Linked DNA regions of Homo sapiens: region 1 is linked to region 2. The links are chromatin loops, found by intact Hi-C in ENCODE. Cell type or tissue: adrenal gland. All regions are shown on one strand. Links, peaks and the distances in the headings refer to the core of each region. The heading gives the core; the rest is flanking DNA.

Region 1 (11,846 bases), core at 3,183-8,182, 51 kb after region 2:
CCCAAAATGATGATGATGCCCAAAATTTTTAAATGTCTTCAAATTCCCTCTCTAAAGACAAACTCCAGGTGGATGTTTTTTCAGTGGCCACGTGGCATACAGCGAACCGTCACTTGGCCTTGGGACCACTTGTGCAGCTGTGCTTCCACTGGCCACACGGGTCCTTTCCATAGCAGTGTGCTCAGATGTTTTGAACAACACATAGAATTTGGAATATACAGGAGAACCTATAAGGTGAATAAAGAATTGGGAGGTGATAAAAGTAAGATACTTTTATCTTATTATTTAAATTTATTATTTAAATTAAATTTATTATTTAAATTATTATTTAAATTTAATAATTTAAATTATTAAGTTTGGCATCTTCTTTACCTCATTGTTTACTGGAAACCACAAGTGAACCTGAGTCAATCAACAGAGGCACTGAGCTAAATGCTATGAGAATTACAGGCAGGAAGTAAGTTGAGTCAGTTACATTAGTGGGAGTAGGTATCTGAGCATCTGTAAAACCAAGTGGTTTGAGAGCTCAGATCCCATCTTCCTGGGATTAGGAAGAGCCTTACAGAGGGGCTGCGTTCCCAGATGGTCCTGAATGAGGGATTGCGGTTACTGGTGGCAGAGAGAGAGACACATACATTGAGAGCAAACAGGTACAGAATAGAGCAGCATCGAAGCCGTTCAGGAAGTGATGAGAAGCCCCACTGGCCCCAAGCATAGGAGATGAGCTAGAAAGATGGGCTGGGGCTAAATCTTAGAAGACTTTAAATCTCTGCTAAATACTTGGCCTTCTGAAAAAATATCTGAGTCATGCCTGGTTCCTTAGCAGTGGAGGGTTTGCTGAAGACAAATATTAGGGGGATTTGGCTGGCAACATAGACTGGCCCAAATTCAACTTCTCTCCACAGCCAGTTGGGGGAAAAAAAACAAACCTACAGAAATGCATGATGGAAACCTAAGTAAGGATTAAGAGCACAAGTTTTGAACCATTCTTGACTTTCCCACTTATTCACTGTGGAAACTTGAGTATGTGATTTAACCTTTCTAGGCCTCAGTTGCTAAATCTGTAAAATGGGTCTAATTGGCTTACATCAGAGGCCGCTGGTGCTGTCTGCTGTGAGGATATGTGTCATGCCTTTGGTATGGGGCCAGCACATATGAGCCAGCATTTATGGAGTGGTTGTTTTCATTACTTTTCCATGAGAAGACTCTTAGGTCGTGTGTTTATTGAGTGGAAGATGATTCTGTTGGTTATGTCTAGTGATGAGAGGTCTTTCCCTAGTGAGGCCTGCAACTGGACTACCTAATTCTCAGAGCTTAGAATAGCGCGTCAGATGTTTGTTGAAATGAGTAAATGTTTCAGTGCATTCGTTAAGAATAAGATAATTTCTGTGGGATAAATTGTGTCTTTGTGGTCGCCTTTATAGCCTAAGTCTTCTCGGGCCCTTGGCACTAGTCGAGGGTATGATGGCATCAAACCCATTCATGGATCATACAGGATCAAGATCTAGCTAATGTTTCCTGAAGGTTAGAATGACAGTCCATTTTTAATCGTTCATGCTCTGCTTGTATCACTTTGGAGTTTAACAGGCTATTTGCTTTCCTCGCTCACTCTTTGCCTGTCTTCAGCCAACCTTTTGGTGGGAAAGAGATAAAACAGTGGGTAAAATTTTATTGATCTTTTTGGAAAGAACAGCTGGGGGAAAAGGAGTTGAAATAATAGCAAATATATTGCCAGCTGCCTATATTCTTAACAATATGCCTTTTATGTGTGATTTCACTTAAACTTCACTGTGATTCTGTAAAGTAGATACCATTGTCCCATTTTACATACCAAGAAGGAAACTGAGGACTGAAGCTAAGCAGCTTACCCACAGTTACATAGCCAGCATGTGACGTAACCAGGATTTCAACTTAGGCAGTGTCACTTCCCTGACAGCCCAGACCCTCTCATTTGAAACACTGAAATGAGCAGTACGTGCTGAGTGCTAATCCCTTCAGCACTAAGGAATTTGGGAGGGAATCATTTTTCTTATTTTAAAGCAAGGGCCAGGCTGAGACAGACAGCTAGAATCTAAGAAGCTCTTAGCTGAGTTTATTGTTCAGGTGAATCTGTGGGTTGAGGCAGCAAACTTGGACCTGTCATAATCAGCCTTACATAGAATCAGCCTTACATAGAATCCCTGATGCTGACTTCACCCTGGGCCTTGTACAAAGGAAGGGAAGGGTTGGAAGCACAGGCTGCAAACTTTACATTTGAACAGTGGCGACAAGAACCTGCTCTGCGGGATGCCCTGATGGCTTCATTTGCCCACAGGATCCAGGACACCATGTAGCCTCTTCCATCCTTCCCACAGTATTCTGCTTTGGCCCTGTGGGCAGGGAACAGCAGCTCTTGTTAAAAATAAGATCGGCCAGGCATAGCGGCTCATGCCTGTAATCCCAGCACTTTGGGAGGCTGAAGCCAGTGGATCACCTGCAGTCGGGAGTTTGAGACCAGCCTGGCTTACATGGCGAAACCCCATCTCTACCAAAAATACAAAAACTACCTGGGCGTGGTGGTGCGCACCTGTAGTCCCAGCTACTCAGGAGGCTGAGGCAGGAGAATGACTTGAACCTGGGAGGTGGAGGTTGCAATGAGCCTTGATCACACCACTGCTCTCCAACCTGGGTGACAGAGCGAACTCCGTCTCAAAAAAAAAAAAGATTGGAAGGTGATCCTACATAGGTACCCGGCCTTGTTACTGCAAGATCTTAACTATAAAACTAACTTCAAGGTTAAGAATGGTTTTCAGAAGTCCAAGGCCTCAATAAATCAGTTTTAATTCACTGGAGGAAAAAATGGGATTTAGGATAGGCTTCCTTAAAAACCACATTAGATTTCTGATCATTTCAGGTGGTAGCCTCCATTGTTGGATAGATAGGAGAGGAAACCAACATTGCTTATTTTTTAAGTGCCAGGCTCCTCACATAGATTATTTCATTTGAATTCTTAAAACAACACTGCAAAGTCAGTGTGATTCTTCATTTTACGGAGAGGGAAACTGCAGCTCAGAGAAGGTAAATAATTTAGCCAAGGACAATGGGAATTCTGCCCGGGACAGGAATGTGCACATAAGATTACTTGGGCCCTGGTGTGGGTATAAAGAGGCCTGTGATTGGCTGTCCCTCCTTGTTGCTCTGGGAGCTTTTAAAAGTCCTCATGGGCCCTCAGGCAGCTTCTTACAGTGGTGACATCTACACTCTTATGAAACATGCAGGTAATTTCATCAACACAGGTCATTTAAAGCACTATATATATGTTTGGTGATTGTAACTATGTAGAACCCAAGTTGATTTGATGACAAGAAATATTATATGCTACTACGTTCATTTGTCAAATTAAAGGAAGAGTTAAACTTTTTTTATCTGTGTCTATTAGCCCCTCTCCCTCCTCTTTTCTTCTTTTTTTTTTTGAGACAAGGTCTGGCTGTATGGCCCAGGCTGGAATACAGTGGCACAGTCACAGCTCACTGCAGCCTCTACCTTTCAGGCTCAAACAATTCTCCTACCTCAGCCTCCCAGGTAGCTGGGACTACAAGCACACACCACCATGCCCGGATAGTTGTTTGCTTTTGTTGTTTGTTTTTTGTAGAGATGGGGTTTCACCATATTGCCCAAGCTGGTCTTGAGCTCCTGGGCTCAAGTTATCCTCCCACCTCTGCCTCCCAAAGTGCTGGAATTACAGGCATGAGCCACCTGCACCCAGCCTTTGATAACGTCTTTGAAAAGTGACTCAGCAAAACTTCTGAATGCAAGACAGACAACTAAATTACAGAAGGTGTCCTTCAGAACTGCCAATATGTGTGTTCCTCTGTTTTGGAGGAATCTGGATTACCTAAGAACAGTTGAGATACAAATTGTTGGGTGATAGACAGAAAGATGCAAGGTTAACGTTCACAGCCAGCACGGGCCAAAGCTCTGAAAAGACGGTCCTTGGATCTCATCCCCTCAATAGGACTGATGCCAGAGAAGGAGTTGACCTGCCACCTGATCTCACCTATGCCTCCCCTTATTTTTAAAAACCCAGTAGTTGAACTCCTTAAAAATTCATCTACTTTTGTTTCCCAGAACTCCCTCCCCATTTCCTTAATGAGAGAACTCTGCTTGTCCTATGAACCAGAGCTCTGTAGACACAGGTGGGGCTGTGTCTTCAGTGAGTCCCTCTGGCAGGTTGCACATCTTGATGAATTCTTTTAGAGACTTGGGATCAGGGTGAGGAACTCTTTAAAGACTCTTTCTAGCAGCATGTGTGAATAATCTGATGAAAGCGTTCAGTATCTGATACAGGTTGGACAGCGAAGTGGAAAAGCATACCCTCCCAGAAAGTTTACATTGGTTTTTCTCTTGGTTGGAATCATTTTAATGAAAATGATTGTAATTTTCTTTTTGCTTATCTGTACTTTCTAAATGTTCATTATGGAAGATGTCATGTTATAACATGTCATGAACAAATGTCATCAATTTTATGTTCTCTCCTGAATTTCTCTCTGATGGTAGCACCACTAGCAAGGCCTGTCGTCCTTATTAAGCCACTGACAAGGAGGGACTTTCCTAGTACCGTATGACCTTGAAGATTAGCTCCTTCCTGTTTACACTGAATTGCTCTCACTATCAGAAATATCAAATCCATAAAAGGAACTTTTTAAACCAAGCATAACTTCTAAATTTTGCCTACCAACCTGAAAAGCTCACCTACTTTATAGTAGTGGCAATTAAAATGTTACCGTTAAACTCAGAAGTTACGACCGTGGCAGTTGTGTGTTAAGATTGTTTTCCATGCCTTGCAGAATGGGCAGGAATACGTGTGCCTTTTTAAACTGATAAAGCTTTTCATTGCTCTCCTTTTATCTGTATTTTCTCAAGGTTTTCTGGAACACCAAACAATGCTGCTAGTCACGAAGTTGACTTGCGTTGGTCTTAGCAGGTTGCCTGATCCAGTGGGACTGGAAGGATTTAGGGATTATTTTAGCACAGGGAGAGCCAGATGTGAGGCTCCTCACTTCCATTTTCCTTCCCATCAGCCTGATCCTTCTGCCTCTAGAATGGGTGGCCGCTGTTCCCAGACCCTGCAGAAATGCCTTCCTGAGGGTTGGGGAGCTCCCCAAAGGAAAGAGGATAATGAGCAAGCGGCCTGATGGCCAGCATCAGGCAGGTCCAGTGTACTGAGCCTCAGAGGTTCACGTTCAGCAGGTTGCAGGAACAGCCAACCACGTGGGCCTGAGTTAGATGCAGCATTTTGGGAGAACTATTGCCAGATCTGCACTTCTGATTCCACTGGTATAGCACGTGTTTGCTACGTTTCAAGGTGGGGATATAATAATGACTAAATGTTGGTCTTTAGGGACTCCTGAAAAATGATATCAAGTCTCAGAATAAGGCTGGGAATGAGTCTAAGGTAGACTAGACACAAACCAAGCACTGCCACTCAGGATTGTCCGAAGAAACTGAGGCTATAAATAAGGAGGAATTTTCAGACACATTATGGTAAACCCTGGGAGGAGCTAGCAAGGAAAATTACAGAATTTCTTCCTCTGCAATAAATTCCCTTTATACTGCAAAATAGAATTTTTTTGCACAAAGCAGATAAACTAAATGACCCTCCTAAACCAGGATGTTCAGGACCAAAAGGGCAGAGCAGAAAACCCCCACAGGGATATTTCTTCTTTAAGAGGACAAGAGGAAGGCATTCCTATTGGACTCAGGGGCTTCAGATTTTGCTGTTTCTTTTAAACCTGAAACAGAGAAATTTAATTTGAGGAGGACAGAAATCCTCTTTTGCATGCCCCAAATCTAAATGTTTCTTCTCTCTGTTTATAGCACTTCATAAATAACCCATAGCCAAGATAACAGTGTGACTTTCTTCCCCCAGCGTTGCAATCCTGTAGCGTCAGAACAAAGACTGTGTGTGTGAGGAAAAAGCTGGAGATATTTGTTTACTGGAAGGAAGAAAACTGAGATTAAAAATTGCAGTTAGCAGGGGAGAAGGTGTCTTCCTTCCCGCTGGCATTGCCCTGTGCCTGCGAGCCAGCCAGCCGTGCTCACAAGGAGCCTTGGAGAGGGCTGCGTCCGCCTCTGTGCAAGATGCTGAACCAGTGAAGAGGGCACGCTGGGCAGGGGGAGGGGCTGCCTCGGCCCTGGGAGGTGGAGGTGCAGCCGGGAACTTGGAGCTTTCGCTTAAACATAAGGAATGATTTTTTCTCATCAACAGTAAGTGCCATTTTCGTCATCAGCTCTGCATTGGGCCGAGGCGCCAGCTGCTGTCCCTTGTGTCTTGCTCTCTGGCTGTGTCGCTTTGGTTACAATAGAAATCACCGATGAGATGGTGGCTGCGGAGTGTTTGTGCTCAGCCATCGGGGGATGGGTTCTTTCCCAGCGTCAGCATGCGTGTGGTGTCTGCAGTCTGCCTCTGACAAGCAGGGCAGAGGAGTGATTATGCCGTGTGGAAAATGGAAGTCCTCTGGTGACAAAAATGCTTTAAAGAGGCAATGAGCTCAGACGTGTATTGTAATGCCTCTGCCCCTAAATCAGGGCTTCAGGATCTTGGAGTAATGCATTATTTTGCCATAAGGATGTTTAGTCATGTGAAAAGATACAATTGTACAGGATTTGTACAGTGTTTTTTGCAACTGACAGCTGCCCGCAGGTTTGACTATTTGTTTATTTCAGTACAAATTCAGATACTTGAACCATCTCAGTTTTCCTTAGTATTTTTTAAATTAGGCATAGGAATTTTTTTGTTCACTTAGACTGATTTAGGGCTTTTATAATTTAACTGTAGACTCCTGAGCACAGAGGATAGGACTAAATGGTAAATTATTCCATATGTATAAATTTGACATGTAAAGCCTTCATCATACATTGTTAAGGCTTAGGCTTGGTATATAGAATGTTGCTAACCTGACTTGATTTTGTTTGTTTGGAAGGAGAGCAGTGTTCATCAATGTTATATTCTCATCCATTGCTAGTTAAAAGAAAAACTTTATTTGCCTTGATTGTTTTCTGCATTTTTACCCATAATCACTGCAAAAGAACTCTTCTAATTTAAAGCGGCTCTTAGGCATAATTCTTTTGTTTGGTTTCATAGAAAACATTTTGCTTTTGTTCAGGTCTCCCAATAAAGAGCCTATGCAGGTGGAAGACTTCGCTTTTGTACCTAAAAATTTTGTTTTTCTGATTCTCATAACTGGAATTTAATTCAGGAAATCATGCTGCTTTTTCCTGGAGAAAGGTTATTTGTTGAAATGTCTATGTGAGAAATGTTAAGAGCACCTGGGTCAAAACCTGGGCAAGTGCAGAGATGGTGGCCACGGCAGCAAAGCGCTCAGGTGGTTGATGTCAGGCAGTGTTGTGGTTGCTTCTGTGTGCCAGCAGTCTGGTTTCTGAATAGGTTTTCTCATTTCCAGATATTAACTTGAGATTTTAAATTTTTCAAGAGTAGTGTTAACAAGGCCCAACAATGTGGAGGTCAGTTGCCTGGGTTGGCAAAAGACAAATACTTCCTGACCTGGGACAGGTGATAATTAGATTACAGTGTCTGTACAGAACAGAACGATACACGCTCAGCAGTGCACCTGATGAGTCCCAGGGTAAGTTGTTACCTGATGATCAGAGGAACAACATTTAGATTCCCAGGCATTTGGAGGTATTAGGCCTCTGGATGGAGTTTGGGATATACCGGCTAAATCCTGGCTGGATGAGTGCTTTGTCACTTGGTGACCTTCTTTTCCTTCCCTCCCACCTTCCCCCCCTCTTTAACTTGCACTAAGTATGCCTGTGATGTGAATGTCCGTCACTGCTTCATTGGCCCTGTGTGAAACCAGGGCTGAGGAGCACGAGTGGCTCCTAGGCTGGCAGCACACTGCTTTGTGGCAGAAGGGCTCTGATATGCTCTGGTCTTTACCTCTTTTCTTTAAAAATCTAATTTGGCCACCTCTTTATGAAGAAGACAAATCAGACAAATTGGAAGGTATGAGTGAACATCATTTACTCCTTCAACAGCTATTATTGAGCAACTCCTATGTTGTATTACAGTGTCAACATTACATCTAAATTAGGTGATGACCTCTCTGGGAAGAAGTCCTATCTTCCAGCTATCTCTGAATCCTCAGGGTCTGTGCAGGATCCAAGACAAGGCAAATGGTTAAGTGTTTACTGAAAGAAAATCATGGAGGGGAAACGTGGGCAGCATGTATTGAGCCTTCCAGCCTCCTCCCCAGGCACCTGCTAAGAGCCCAGGTTGTAGCATCTACTATATCAGCTCCTACCCCTCAGTGTATCCTGAGCTATGAGTCCAGACTTCTGGTCATGTTCTCTGACTGCAGCAAAATGATCCTGTATCTCCAGTATGTGCATGTTAGTGTGTGTGGGATTATGTGAGAGGATGGGTAGTGCTTAAGAACAGCAGCTCCAGACCAGACTACCCAGGTTAGAATCCTGCTTCCGCTATTGACCATGTGACTTGGGCAAGCTCTTTACTCTCTGTGCCTCGGTTTCCTCATCTGTCAAGTAGGGATAATAATACTACCTATCTCCTAGCATTGTTATGAAGAGGAAATGATGCCTGTAATCCTAGCGCTTTGGGAGGTTGAGGCAGGTGGATCACTTGAGGTCAGGAGTTCGAGACCAGCCTGGCCAACATGGGGAAACCCTGTCTCTAGTAAAAATACAAAAATTAGCTGAGCATGGTGGCAGGTGCCTGTAATCCCAGCTACTCAGGAGTCTGAGGCAGGAGAATCACTTGAACCTGGGAGGCGGAGGTTGCAGCGAGCCCATGTCGCAGCACTGCACTCCAGCGTAGGCGATAGAGACTCTGTCTCAAAAAAAAAAAAAAAAAAAAAAAGTACATGAGTTGCTAACATGGAGCACAACAGGCCTAGCACATGTGGCCATCAGCGTGGGATATAGATGTTTTATTTTAATAATTAAGTTTATAATTTTAAAGCATACACATTGTAGAAATTTTAAAAGAATGGGATGACAGTAGACAGTCTCATATTTTATTCCTACACCCCATTGGTTTGTTCTGAGCACCCCATTTTGGATACCACAGCCCTGGGGAAACCAAGCAAATTATTCCCCCACCTTCTCCATACCCCCTCTGCGTGTTGCACACCTAACCCCCAGGGTTAACAGTTCAAGATCACCACAGTCCTGTGGATCTGTACCCAGGCTGTTGTGTTGCTAGTTAGCTCCTTTCATTTAACCAGTTGAATTCTTCCGGTGTGTTAATTGCTTTAAGTTAGAAGAGAGGAAACAAGGAAAAAGAAAAATATATATAAATAAATACTTGGATTCTAGCCCTCTTCTTTTCAAAATAAGAAAGAGGCTGAGATTCTTAGGGTGGAATAGGGTCAGGGGCTAGATGAAGGCCGTGGGAGATTTCATTCTGGGAAGAGGGAGAAGTGGGGAGGGCAGGAGAGCTGTGCAGAGGTCACGAGCCTGAGCCCTTCCCCCACCCCCGGGAAGCTCTCGTGGCTGGGCCTCTTCTCCAGCAGAGCCTTCCAGGAGGGCAGTCCCTCAGGAACTGCCTGGAGGACTCCTTGTCCCACAGTGCCAGGGGTTCTCAGCTACCCTGGTAGTTGTCTGGAGTGTTCTTTTTGGAACCAGGGCAATCAAGGTGGCAAGATACTGGGGTGAGGAGGGTGTACCTCTGAAGCCATAGGAATGAAGGCAGGATCTAGGTTACAGCTGTATCCAGGCCTGGTCCTGGATTCTGTTACTTTCTTTTTAATAAATCATCTGTGGCTTTGAAGGGAACGTATCCTTGTGGTGTTTGCAGTAAGAATGTAATTTGGAAAACATGGCTCCTTGAAACTTATCACAACTGTAAGTTGCTGGGCATTTATCTCCGAGGCATTCTGCCTTTCACATGTTATATCTCATTCAGTCCCCTCAGCTACCCAGTGAAGGAAGGTACTACTGTTAACACCATTTTATAGATGGCATTAAACATGGCCAGGACGCAAACCCAGGCCCTGACCACAGAGTCTGTGTTCTTCCACCTCCAGACCACATGTCCTTCTTCCAAGCTTGCCCTTGAGAATAAAACACTGATGAAAGAACTTTGTGAGGTCCAATGCCTTGTAAATAAAGCGTGATTGTAGCATCATGTGGTCCAGCATTCACTCTGTGCAGCTGACTTTACATGCAGCCTCTTATTTCAAGCTCACCGCCACCTGCAAGGTGGATAATTTTACAGATCATGAAGAAACTCAGAGTCAGCGGTTAGGTACATTGCAGGGTGCAGAGCTCTTAGATGGGAGAATGGAACTTGGGCCCAGGTCTGCTTGCCTCTGGAGTTCCGGCCCTCACCTCACCCGATGCTACCACTTCCCTGAAGCTTAAGCAGCTTTGCGGGTGTACTTGAAATAAGGGGGCTGAGGTGAAAGGACTTTCACTAAATCTTAAAAGTAGCTGGTAATGGAACTAGAAGTCAGTCCCATGGAAGTGCCTGTCCGTATTTGTCCATTCACCAAGCATTTGTGGAGAGCTTCCTGCCCACCAGGCCCTGTGGGAGGTGCTGTGAGTGCGGCGGAAACTGGCCGGCTGCAGCCTGGCCATGGCACTCCCTGTCCTGGTGGGTGCACAGTGTCTGAGAGAGTGCAAGGTTAGAGGCAGAGTGGCCCCTGAATGCTTGAGGTACAGAGATCAAGGGGCTGAACCGGTTTTTCAGGGTAGGGCAGGGACTATTGAAGGCTTTGAGCGTGGATCAGACTTGCCTTCTAGAACTTACTTACACTTTGGCTACAGAACCAAAGGTGGGCAGGAAGTCTAGGGGGCTGAGAGGAGGTTGTTCGGTCAAGTAAGAGGTGATGGTGGCATGGAGCACAATGCTTCCTGAGAGTTAGGGTCAGTGCACCCATTTATCTCTCTAGTGCTCCCAGCTATGGGGTGCAGTTCTGACAGCATCTCCCAACGTAAGTATTGATAAGTGGGAACTTTCCATTGGAGCCATTACTTTTAAATGTCTGAAATTAACTACAAATCCCACAGAACGCCAGGACAGATCCTGGCTCACCTCGCTCTGCTTTAGGACTTTAAGGAAAGCGGTTTATTGGAGCATTTTATTTTAGTATATATGTCAGAAAAAGATTGTTTTCCCCCAACAGCTACATCACGTCCCCTTGACAGCATGTGGACGTGCACGCCAAGTTGTACTCATGCCATGCGTGTGCTTTCAAATCTGCTCCACGCCGAGTTGGGCCGGATGGGAGCTGAGGCAGACTGGCGAGGGAGATCACATTTAGAACTGCGCTTGCGTGCAGATTTCCTTTGCCCCCTCCCTTTTAGACGGACAGAGATGCCCCATAATCTACCCGCATGGGCTGGTTCAATGTATACGGCTGGGTGAACCCCTCATACTGAAGCGGTAGGGCTTGGCACATGTTCTCTGCTTACTCAGAGAGGAGGGTCCCATGAGAGGCCTTGTGGACCAAATACCACCAAGTGAACCAGGCGTGTAACATCTTTAATCTCCCAGGGTAGATCACCGGCTGCTGCAGTCTCAGGCATACCCACGGCAGAAACTGGGCAGAAGTCAGGAGTGGTTATTTTCACTTAGGAAAAAATGGCATATCTTCTCACCTCTGGAGCCCCAGGAAGATGAACTGGGTCTCAGGGGCTCTCACTCTGGGAATGATAGGACTTCCATTTGCATGGGTGGATTAACTCTCAGTCCTTTTGAAAATCAACAGAGGCAACAGCCTTGCAAAGCTTCACATATTCTCTGAGAACTCGTATCTGGTGACATGAGAGTTGTTCTGATATAAAATCAAAGCAAAATAGATTCTTTTTTACCCTGCAATGCT
Region 2 (11,846 bases), core at 2,260-7,259:
AAATTATTGTAAACAAAATTGATATTTCTACTAAAAAGCTTTTGTTCCATTGTTTTGAGGTGTTTTTTGGAAAAAAATTCAAAAATATCCCCCAAATTTTGGGGGAAATAAAAATGTATTACTCTTGTAATATAATTACAAAATGATTATTGGTCAATGCATTTATGAAACGTAGTCTTTTCTGTTAGACTTTTCCTGTTTTTTTTTTATTTTTCATACTTCGTAGCTATGATTACTAACTTTGCTATTAAAATGTAAATTTTTTCAACATACTTGAAAGAATTTCTACATAGGAAAGATTTAAACATTTTAATTACAAACTTGTTGCAAGTAATTCATTTAATGTGCACTTTGTGTTGGGTTCCATAGTTTATTGTAAAACTTACCCCATTTAAATAATGACTTATTTTTAAAAATGTTAACCCACTGGGTGATAAGCTTCTTGAGGGGTATGCATTCCATCTCTTTTGTTCCCCATCGTGTATGTAATGCCCAACAGTAGGAAAAAGGGGTGTGTGTGTGTGTGTGTATACACATTCGTATATTTACTATGTTTATTTGTTGACTCTAGCCAGTTATTCCGACTCTTACTTTCTGCTATATTTAAATTTTAAGTTTCTAAATTTTAAAACTCTCCTTTAGGAGTTTTCAAAAGAAGTTGATGAAAAATCCTCCTTGAAGACTGCCGTTATCAGTATCGGGAACCAGCTTCTTCACCTGAAAGAAACTGATACAGCTACACTGAGAGCTTCTTTAGCACAGTTTGAACAAAAATGGACAATGCTCATAACTCAACTTCCAGATATTCAAGAAAAACTTCACCAGGTAAGTCTTTAGAGCCTCAGCATTTGAATTAGCATTCACTTGTTAGCTCATAACTCTTTTAAAATTATTTCTCTGACTCAATAATTTTCATTGACACTACCTATTTTTCTCTGGCACCACTGAATATAAGTCTTAATTACTGGACCCTCCTCCAATGGGATTTTTCTTAAGAGAGAAATCAGGCTTAATTACTTTATTTCTCAGTTTATCTTTGCCACTGTGTTAGTTTATGTGAAGGTCATTGTCATTGTTTTGGGGTCGCTTATTCTAAGTTTGAATGCTGGGTTTGTTTTTTTTTTGAGTAACCTGCATAATTATATAGCAAGACCTTTTATCAAACCAGATATCATCTTTAGTGATGCTCTGATTCATTTTGTTAACTGCAGGCAATTAAATGGAAATCATTTTGTTCTTACAGCTTCAAATGGAGAAATTGCCGTCTCGTAAAGCAATCACAGAAATGATTAGCTGGATGAACAATGTGGAGCATCAAACTTCAGATGAAGACTCCGTGCATTCACCAAGTTCTGCATCTCAAGTTAAACATCTTCTTCAGAAGCACAAGGTAATTATGCAAAAGGAGCAGAAGTCTTTTCATTGAAACAAGAAGGCTAATCAGAGGGGTAATGCTGGACAAAGGGACACATAGGATATAATTTCAAAAAACTAATTCTAGGGGTAGGAAACTGGGGTGGTGGATGATTCTGGAGAGATGTTAGTAGACTTGCTTTTGTTCCACTTAAATTCCTTTTGCCAGCCCCCATCACCACAGGACAATCCAAGCAAGCTTTTAACAGACTGTGGTCTCACCTTTTTATCCCCATCCCACCACCCCCAATAACCACAGACTCTGCCTGACAGAGTGATTTTGATTCCTTAACTGTTCTTGGTGCTCTCCCTTATCATCCTGTGTACATGCTGCACCCTCTACCTGGAATGCCAGGGCCCACGTTTAACTGTATACGTCCTCTTAGTCATCTTCCATAGTCAGCTCGAGTTGTCCTTGTTTGCAAATCCACCCCTGACTCTCCCAGCCAGACTAGGTGACTTTCCTGGATTAGATGTCTCCATGATGCTATTAGTAGCTCCTATCATGCATTATTATAATTATTGGTTTATTTGCCTGTCTCCCCACCTTGACTGAGCTTCTCGAGACCAGGGGCCATCCTTCACCTTGCTAAAATATAGCACGCCTATCCCAATACCTGCCTTCCTCTAACAGGTGTTAATGAAATGTTCTTTGAGTAAGAGAATGAGTAAGAAAATATTGAGATCCTTCTACAAATAGATATAAATGTGGCCTTCTCTGTGATATTTAATTTCAAGTAGATTTAATTAACATTTCATGAGCCACATGCAAACGTGTATTGTGTGCTCAGCACTATGCTGGCCACTGGGAATACAAAGATGAGTGACAAGTGTGGTCATTGCTTTAAGACCATGCAGGCTGATGGAACTAGCTTCTGGTAGGCAGAAGATGAATGGCTTAATCACCAAGCAAGATATTAGCAGAGAATTTTGTTTTTATGTACCATCACATCCTAACTTCAGTGTGTAGTAAAATCTTCGAAAAGTCTACACGTGTATATTCTCACAGGCTCTAGCAACCTAGCACATACCACATGACTGTCACCCCCGGGTGTCTCCAAAAGAGGTGCTAGAACTTGCAGAGATAAAATCAGTAAGTGACAGGTTTGGCAGAAATGTTGTTGGCCCTGGGTGGGTTTAGGATTGCTGTACAACTTAAAGCCACCCAAACTTTCTAAAGCCACCTGAGAGGCCTTAACTATCCCCGAAGGAACAGGGAAGCTGCCTAAATGACAGAGTTCCTTAAGGTGTCCTGGGTTTTCTGAAAGAGACTTTACTTCCTATTTCCCATCTGGTTGTTTCCGTGAGCCCTCAGGATGGCCCAGAATTCCAGCACAGCTGACAGGCAGCCTCCCCCAGGAAGCTTTGTCATATCCTGGGTCGTGGTCAGGGTTCAGATGATAGCAACTGCCATACATAGTGCCCCTTTGACTTTTCAGCCTATTTGAAAGCAGTGCATCTCTGTGTAATTCCCCAAAAGAATCCCTACTCCAATAAAGCCAACTCCTGGTGTAGGTTGGGGAGGGTAGAACAGAACTCCTGACAGGTGCCCCTTGATTAATGGACGGGAGCTTGGTGCCCCCTCGAGCACATAAAGGGAAATCCATTTGATCTGACCAACATTCATGACTGCTTTGGTGTTTAACTTTGCTTATTTTAGGAGTTTAGAATGGAAATGGACTATAAACAGTGGATAGTTGACTTCGTTAACCAGTCATTACTTCAGCTAAGCACCTGTGATGTAGAAAGCAAGCGCTATGAAAGAACGGAGTTTGCAGAGCACCTGGGGGAGATGAACCGCCAGTGGCACCGTGTACATGGAATGCTGAATAGAAAGGTGTGTTCCTGCGTCACAACTGGATGTGTGGTTTGACCTTTATGAAACACACTTTCTGAAAAATCAAAAAAGACGTTCAATTAGTTGACTGATTATTAAGCCTAATAATCATCTCAACTATAGCCCTTTTATAAATCCTATGTTTTAGCATTCTCCATTGGTACCTATAAGAGAATATAAAAATAGTTCTTATATTTGAGATTTCTTAGTGGGAAATTGAGCTAGGCAAGTGAAGATGAGGAATTTTATTTAGGAACATGTCAAGTATTATGTCAGACTCCTAAATGATCAGAGATTTTACATTTTCTATGAAAGCAGATGTTCAAAAGGGGCAAAGCTATTTCAGCTTTGAAAAGGTTATAAAAAGAAAGAAAAATGCACTTGGCTTTTTGGTAGATTTTTCACTCCATGACTCTTGAAAAGATTCGGAAAACTTATTCCTGAAAAAATACTTTACATATAATCATGATGATAATTGGTGTGTTTACTGTGTAGAGAATGCATACAAATGGATTTACACAATTAAGATACAAGTACATGAATGGACAAAGGACATGAACAGACAATTCACAAAAGAGGAAATTATAGTTAGCAAATAAACATGGAAAGATATCATTAGCAGATACTCAAAATAAACACTGTGTAACATAATGCACTTAATTAGAAAAAAAATTAATCAGATAAGGACAAAAACCCAAAGCTGTCACGTTCATACATTGCTGATAATGGCTTAAGTACTTTCTTGGAAAGCATTTGGAAAATGTAAAGAACCGTAATAATAATCTTATCACTTAACCAAGCAAGTCACCTCTTACACATTTAAGTAGATAGTCCTTCAAAAAAGTAAATGATGTGCACAGAGTGTTCAATTCAGCATCGTTTACAGCTGTGAAAATGTACCATGCCTTAATTCTCACTCTAGGGGAATAGTTCATCGAATTATACTGTATTAATTTGATGAAACATTGGGGCAGCTTTTTTTTTTTTTTTTTTTTTGAGACAGAGTCTCGCCCTGTTGCCCAGGCTGGAGTGCAGTGGCGCGATCTCGGCTCACTGCAACTTCCACCTCCCAGATTCATGCAATTCTCCTGCCTCAGCCTCCCAAATAGCTGATATTACACATGCCTGCCGCCACGCCTAGCTAATTTTTGTATTTTTAGTAGAGTCAGGGTTTCACCATGTTGGTCAGGATGGTCTCGAACTCCTGACCTCCAGTGATACACCCACCTCTGCCTCCCAAAATGCTGGGATTACAGGTAAGAGCCACCACGCCTGGCCGGGCAGCCTTTTAAAATTATGTCATGACAGGCTGGGCGTGGTGGCTTATGCCTGTAATCCCAGCACTTTGGGAGGCCGAGGCGGGCAGATCACAAGGTCAGGTGTTTTCTTGACCTACTAAAAATACAGAAATTAGCTGGGCATGGCGGCACGTGCCTGTAATCCCTGCTACTAGGGAGGCTGAGGCAGGAGGATTGCTTGAACCCGGGAGGTGGAGGTTGCAGTGAGCCGAGATTGCACCATTGCACTCCAGCCTGGGTGACAGAGCGAGACTCCGTCTCAAAAAAAAAAAAAAAAAAATTATGTCATGACACAGTAGTTATAATGTATGTAAAAAAGAATATAAAAATGTGTGTATATTATGATTATGACCTAATAAAAAATTTATTATGAATGAGAATCACAGACATTAAAGACAATGATTATTTTATTGAATTGATAAATTATTTTTTATTGATATTGGTAGAAATTTTAAGCAACTCTAATGCAGAAAGTCTGAGGAAAGAAATTTTTCTTATACTTTACATATATTAATAGATGACACAATGAAAAAATATCGAATGTTGGGAACATTTTATTTTGTATACATCTGAAACTCCACAACAGCTACCTTTCTCAGCAGATTAGCTTTCACCTTAAATATGATATTTTTTTCCTAAGAGGAGCTTTAACTCTGTTTTCTGATTTTTGAATCTTTATTCAAAAGTTATCAGAGCATCTTATTACATGAAATATTAGAAATTTGAAAAGAAGCAAAATTGTTTTTTAAAAAATAACGTCATGGCATTTACCTTTTAAAACATACATTTTAACATTTTTTGTAATCTTTACATTCACTTAGATACAACATTTAGAACAACTTCTAGAAAGTATCACTGAGAGTGAAAATAAAATACAGATCTTGAACAACTGGCTGGAAGCACAAGAAGAGAGACTGAAAACTTTACAAAAACCTGAAAGTGTGATCTCAGTGCAGAAGCTGCTCCTGGACTGTCAGGTGAGGAGGGGAACAGCATCCCACCCAACCCGCGAGCTGGGGTGATTCGGTCACCTCTCTTGCCCCGAGGATAAGTTGCTGTAGTTTGTGGAAACTCTCTTCCAGCTCCCCTCTATTTACTTATTTTCTTATGTCAATTAGATAATGACCCATGGGTTTTACAAAATTGCAAAGTGCCGTTTTTTATGATAAACAGAAGAATGTACTTTCACCGTTACAGTATTGCTGCTCTTAAGAGGTTTGAGTAGTACTCTTGGGGAAAAATGTTCAAAGGGAATTTTGATTTAAATGCTTTCCAATTTTCCATTTGTTTAATCATTTTGCCTAATGTTACAAAATTACTCTAAAGGTTTCATTATTTTTAGCATTTCATTCTGTGTTTTTTCGAGGAAAATGATTTTCTTCTACCTATTGTGTATTATGCTTTAAAAAGTTCACTTGTCCCTTGGAACCTCTGCTGAATCACATTTGGGCTTGAGGGTGTTGTCCGTGGTTCAGCTATGCTTTGCCGCATCACTCAGTCTTTGCACACTGATCCTGCTTTAGCACTGCCCTTGTGGCTGCTGCCCATTCAGAGGACCTCTGCCATCGCCATCACGGCAGGCGGCACACGCTGTGCTGTTTCTGCACTTCCTGCGTGACGGCCTTACAATAGTCACTGTCAGGACTGGAAAGTCTGGCCGGACCCCATTTCTACTGAGGAGGTCACGGGATAGCACTGGACATAAATGTGAGCAGCAGCACCACCGTAAGCGGCCCTTTTCACCTGCTCGTATACTGTTCCCACCTCCCAATGAGCCATCTCCACTTTAGCCTTCTGACAGCCACCTTGGAGTCATGTGCTTCCTTACTGGAAGCCTACATTCCGCAGCCTGGTGCTGGCCTGTCCCCTAGTAGGTGGTTCTTTCCAGAGCCCAGGAGGTGTTTTCATGCGTGTCGCTACATACAGTTTCTCATTAGGTGCTCTTGACTTACTCCTTACTGTCTGGCCAGTCTGTCTCGGTCAGGCCGGCTTCCTTCAGACCACCCTCAGTGCAGGCCTGTCTCATGCAGCTGCTTCCAGCCCACTTGCCAGCCTCCTCCCTCATTTCCTTCTGATTCATTCTCCACATTGCTGCAGAGGGATATTTCTGAAATGCAAAGGGTCACAACACTCTCCACTGGAAAATCCTCCAGTGGCTCCAGATGGACCACAGAATGAAGTTCACATGTTTTAGAATGACATTCTGGTCCCTCACCTACAAAGAGTTGCAAATAGACCTAAGTCAAGTGAGTCTTACACAGTTGTTTCTCTTTTTGATAGATAATGGTAGCCACGGAACAAGGTCGAAATGGATTAAGTTTAGCTATTCTTCCCACAACCTCACTACCAAGCTGTAAATAAAATAAATTCCAGACACAATGCCACCATCTGTAGAAACATAGATTAGCAAGCAAGCACTAAAAATAGTTTATATAACTAAGTTCAGCAAAGCCTCTCTGCCCTCTTTAGCACACCAACCACCGCTTTGCATGAAAGGCAGACATAGTAATATTCCAGAAGCAAGAGTCCATTATTTCTATGGCCAACATTAGGCAACCAGAATCCTTGGAGTTTAAACTGGATACAAAAACCACATAAGGACTTACCTTAGGGATTATTGCACTAGTTGAAGGCAACAGGCTATGCCCAGTTCTTATAGCCGTTCAAGTAGGGGTGGAAATTATATCTACGGTAGTTTAGCCAATCCATGGATCTTGAGTACATGAAATTTACTAGTGAGAACCCATTTCTAATACTCATTATGTTATTTAATAAGCCATTAAGGCCGGGCGCAGTGGCTCATGTGTATAATCCCAGCACTTTGGGAGGCTGAGGTGGGAGAATTGCTTGAGTCCAGGAGCTCGAGACCAGCCTGAGCAAGACGGTGAGACCCCGTCTCTACAAAAAACTATTTAAAAATTAGCCGGGCATGGTGGTGCATGCCTGTAGTCCCAGCTACTCAAGAGGCTAAGGGAAGAATATCCTTTGAGCCCAGGAATTCAAGGTGACAGTAAACTATGATCATGCCACTGTAGTTCAGCCTGGGTGACAAAGCAAGACCCCATCTCTAATAACAATAATAATCCATTAATTTTACCAATAGAAAACCATTTCTCACATTTGCTCTGCTCATTAGAAAAATGACTAGTGTTGACTGAGACAAGGGGCTTTAAAAGAAATTTACAGACATGCCTGGCCGGCATCATCCCTCGTCAGTCCCCATTTGCCTCTGTGCCATTACATTTGCAGCTGATTGCAGAATTATTTCTACTTCCCTCCCCTCGCCCCCACCATCCACACACAGGTTCTCCTCTATGTTTGTCAGAACTCAATCAAAGCACCCTGACCCCCTCCCTCACCACGTGCCCACTGACTGTGCCTTCCTACCTACTCCCACATTTCCATTAGCTCATTTCTTCCTATTTTAATTTTTTATGCTGCTGCTTGGATGCCTCTTTGTAAAAGGCCATAAACAAGGCCAAGATGGAAGCAAATAAATAAAACAGGCTTCCCTAGCACCCCATGTAGCATCATGTGTCAGAGACTGTACTGGGCTCATCTGTCCACGGGTCTGTCGTCTACCAGATTGTGGGATTCTCAAGGCAGGCTGGCACATCAGCATGCCTGTTATACCTGTCACTGCCTGTGAAATTCATAGGTGCTTAATAGTTGCCTGAATATATCTATTAATAGACCTAAAAGGCTGCTTTTCTATAAATGTTAATTTCTCTTTTTTTTTTTTTTTTTCCACTATTCTTTGCATACAAGAACTAAAATGAGGCCAGGTGCAGTTGCTCACACCTGTAATCCCAGAAATTTGGGAGGCTAAGGCAGAAGGATCACTTGAGGCCAGGAGTTCAAAACCAGCCAGGGCAACATAAGACCCAGTCTCTACCAAAAAAAAAAAAGTTATCTGGGCATAGTGTTGCACACCTGTAATCCTAGCTACTCGGGAGCTGAGGCAGGAGGATCACTTGAGCCAGGAGTTCAAGGTTCAAGCAGTAAGCCATGATCATGCCACTGCACTCCATCCTGGATAAGACCCCATCTCTAAAAAAACAAAACAGAAAGAAAAAAAGAAAAGAAAATGATGAAAATGATTGATGTATACTTTAATGACTTATCCCAGGGCAGAATGCTTCAGTTCAGGTAAGCTTGCTAAAGTGGCTTTACTCTAGAAAAGTTAAGGACTGGAGTTGATGAAGCATGAAGACATTAGGATTGAAATATTCCGAAGGGCTTCTAAAAGCCATTGATGACTGGAAAAAGGCCACGTTTGACATATTATAATTATCAAGGAAAATTGTATAGTTGAATAGAGTGGGGAGGTTTGAGATGAGATTATTAATCCCTCAAGTTTGATGCCTCTATACTATAAGCAAGCACAGCTTCTTAAAGAAGTATGTTCGTGATAAAGTCAGAGGAATTTAGATATTTTAAAAATATTTAATGCTGGTTCTCACAGAATGGAAAAATAGGACTTGCAAATTCTACTGAATCTCCATAATTAGCAAAAGATTATTTTTAATTCCACCCTGATTTATGTGTAGCAAATTGGAAGTTAAAGTAAGACAAATTAATTTGCCGGTGAAGTGGGAGTTGGGAAACTTGAAGGGTACTGTTAGGCCTCAGTGAAGCAAGGTCAGATGACAGGACTACTGGGCTAAATCCGTATTATTCTGCAGAGCAAAAGAAACGAGCAACCCCACCGTGTGTGGTTGTTCGTGTGCTGCTATTGCCATGGCTTTTTTTTTTCTTTTCTTTTTTTTTTTTTTTTTTTTTTGATACAGGGTCTCACTCTGTCACCCAGGCTGGAGTGCAGTGTTGCAATCATAACTCACTTCAGCCTTGAGCTCCTAGGCTTAAGAGATCCTCCCACTCTGGGCGCGGTGGCTCAAAATTAGCTGGGCATGGTGGCACATGCCTGTAGCCTCAGCTACTTGGGAGACTGAGGCAGGAAAATGACTTGAATCCCGGAGGCGGAGTTTTCAGTGAGCCGAGATCATGCCTACTGCAGCATGGGTGACAGAGCAAGATTCTCTCTCAAAAAAAAAAAAAAAAAAAAAAAAAAAAAAGGATCCTCCCGCCTCAGCCTCTCAAGTAGCTGGGACTGTAGGCGTGTGCCACCACACCCAGCTAACTTTTGTATTTTTTTGTAACGGCAGAGTTTTGTCATGTTTCCCAGGCTGGTGTCAAACTCCTGGGCTCAAGTGATCCACCTGCCTTGGCCTCCCAAAGTGCTGGGATTACAGGCGTGAGCCACTGTGCCCGGCATGGCTGTTGTTTATGCTGCCATTTTTGAAGGGTGTGTGTGTGTGTGTGTGTTGTTACTTCCTTTTGTCTGCTTTGTAGTCATTTCTTACCAGTTTTCTTTACATTATAGGGGAATTATGACAGCTTATTAGTAAATAAGTGTTTTTAGAAATCTAGTTAGTCAAGCCTTTAGGAGAGACTGTTTTATAAATTCAAAGAAGGAAAGTGATTTAATATTAAAGTGTTTTCATTTATAACTTTGCAGATGAAAAAAGTTAAACCTATGATAAAAGAAACATGCTAATAAATAAGGCTGTCAGGGTGTGAGGGAGCGAGTTAGGGTGGCAGAGATGGACAGAGGTAGCAGCTGACTAAATCTCATTGGCAAAGGCTATTTCAGAGAAGTCGTTTTGTTTCCTGGGTGCCTTTGTAACCAGTCCAGAAGAATAATATTTCATAAATTCACCCACATGTTAGTATGGGTGGATTGTTACGACAGTGAGAGGTTTTCTGTTCATACGCTATATATTCATGTGGCTCTAAATTCTAAAAGCATAGAGGGTCATACAGTGGAAGATTCCTCCAGCTCCATTCTCTCATCATCCGTTCTTACTCCCAAACCTAGCTATCAGTTTCTTATGGAACAGATTTTTTTCCCTTTTTCTACTTTCCAGTCCAGAAGACCCCTGACATTCATTGGTTTAGAGTTTGTGATTTCCACCTTCCAAGAGTGACCTGAGGGCTCCTCACGTGGTAATCTGGCAGTTTTGCGGGACTGGATTTCAGTGCTCCTCTGTGAGGCTAGCACAAGGGAGCTTGTCCCTCCCAGGGTACAAGCCACCTGCTCAGCTACCCCATGCCCACGAGGCACTCATGTTTCTCTTTCCTTATGGACCATGCAGTGATTCTTACAAAGGATTTAAAAAAAAAAAAAAAAAAAAAAAAAAGCTGGGATCCTTAGGCAAAGCAATTTTCAAAAAAAAAGCTGGGATCCTTAGGCAAAGCAATTTTCAAAAAAAAAAAAAAAAGGCTGGGATCCTTAGGCAAAGCAATTTTCAAAAAATAAAAATAAAAAAAGCTGGGATCCTTATGCAAAGCAATTTTCAAGAGAGAAATAGAACATGAGCTAAGGGTCGTTATCTTGAGGCCATGCATTCAGAACACATGCATCTGGATGGGAATGTAATGCTAAAGAAAGTATGCAGAAGCGCGTCCCAAATTTGTGAATTGGGAGACTTGAGGGGAATTCAAAATGAATCCCTCTGAATGCCAAAGATCTCTTGTGTTTTCCAGTTTCTTTGTAATGAGCATGTAATGCTTTAATAATTTTTAAAAAGTTTAAACTTTTTCCAAGTTGGATTTCAACTGCAATCCTGAGAAGGACAAATAAGCAGCTCCGACCGTCCTTCCTCTGAGTAGAGTGGCACCATTGCTGCTGGCCTCATTCATCTCTGTTTTCAGACTGCTGGCCCCATGGTGTCCTTTGTAGTAGAGGGATCCTGTAGGTTTTTAAAAATGTATCTATAAAGAGTAGACCAGGTCAGGGTGCCTCTTATGAGTGAATTAATAAACTAAGAGGTAGAAAATGATTAAAGTTATTACTGAACTACCAACAGTTATATCGTCTGTCATTTATATGATGCTATATGGTTTAAAGGCACCTTCTTGCTCGTGATTTTATTTGAGTTCTTAGCTTGGCACACATGCTGTGGGTATCATCACTTTTTCCAAATGAGAAAATGGAGACTGAAAGGTTCGATGACTTATGCCTGGTCAAACAGCCAGTGCAGGGCAGACGTGGAATGGGGACCAGATCTCGGACCAGCATCCTTTCTGCTCTGCCATGATGGTTCAGACGTGTTGCCTAGATTCTCCTAAAATACAGAGTTGTGTCATATGTAATTGAACTAAGAGTATTATGATTTAAATTTCTTTGATGTAATGCTATTTAATTATATAATCTAATGACATTTTTACTTGAAAAGAGTGAACTCCTGTCTCTGACACCTTATTAATTGTTTTGTAATATTGTGCATTGAAAACCT

The links. A loop is a pair of places that touch in the nucleus more often than their neighbours do. Peaks named below come from ENCODE experiments on the same cell type or tissue, not always from the same donor. Only the 100,000 strongest peaks of a DNase experiment are listed, where the experiment ranks them.
Region 1: a loop joins it to region 2, with 2.0 times the contacts of the local background. A loop is called at or near these places in 1 of 110 quality-filtered maps.

What each region holds. Positions count from the first base shown.
Region 1 is chr14:64,190,859-64,202,704 of GRCh38, forward strand. All of the region lies in intron 99 of SYNE2 (spectrin repeat containing nuclear envelope protein 2), which reads left to right. Among named protein-coding and RNA genes, the nearest start is that of ESR2, 98 kb to the right of the region's middle. RefSeq lists enhancers at 5,670-6,266, 6,243-6,392. In adrenal gland, for the core only: no CTCF peak of the experiment used is centred there; DNase peaks (open chromatin) are centred at 5,162, 6,223 and 7,763; H3K4me3 peaks cover 2,456 bases; H3K27ac peaks cover 5,000 bases.
Region 2 is chr14:64,140,699-64,152,544 of GRCh38, forward strand. SYNE2 (spectrin repeat containing nuclear envelope protein 2) reads left to right here. Exons shown (of 116, transcript NM_182914.3): 81 at 643-825; 82 at 1,244-1,390; 83 at 3,074-3,250; 84 at 5,370-5,525. Among named protein-coding and RNA genes, the nearest start is that of MIR548H1, 51 kb to the left of the region's middle. In adrenal gland, for the core only: no CTCF peak of the experiment used is centred there; no DNase peak of the experiment used is centred there.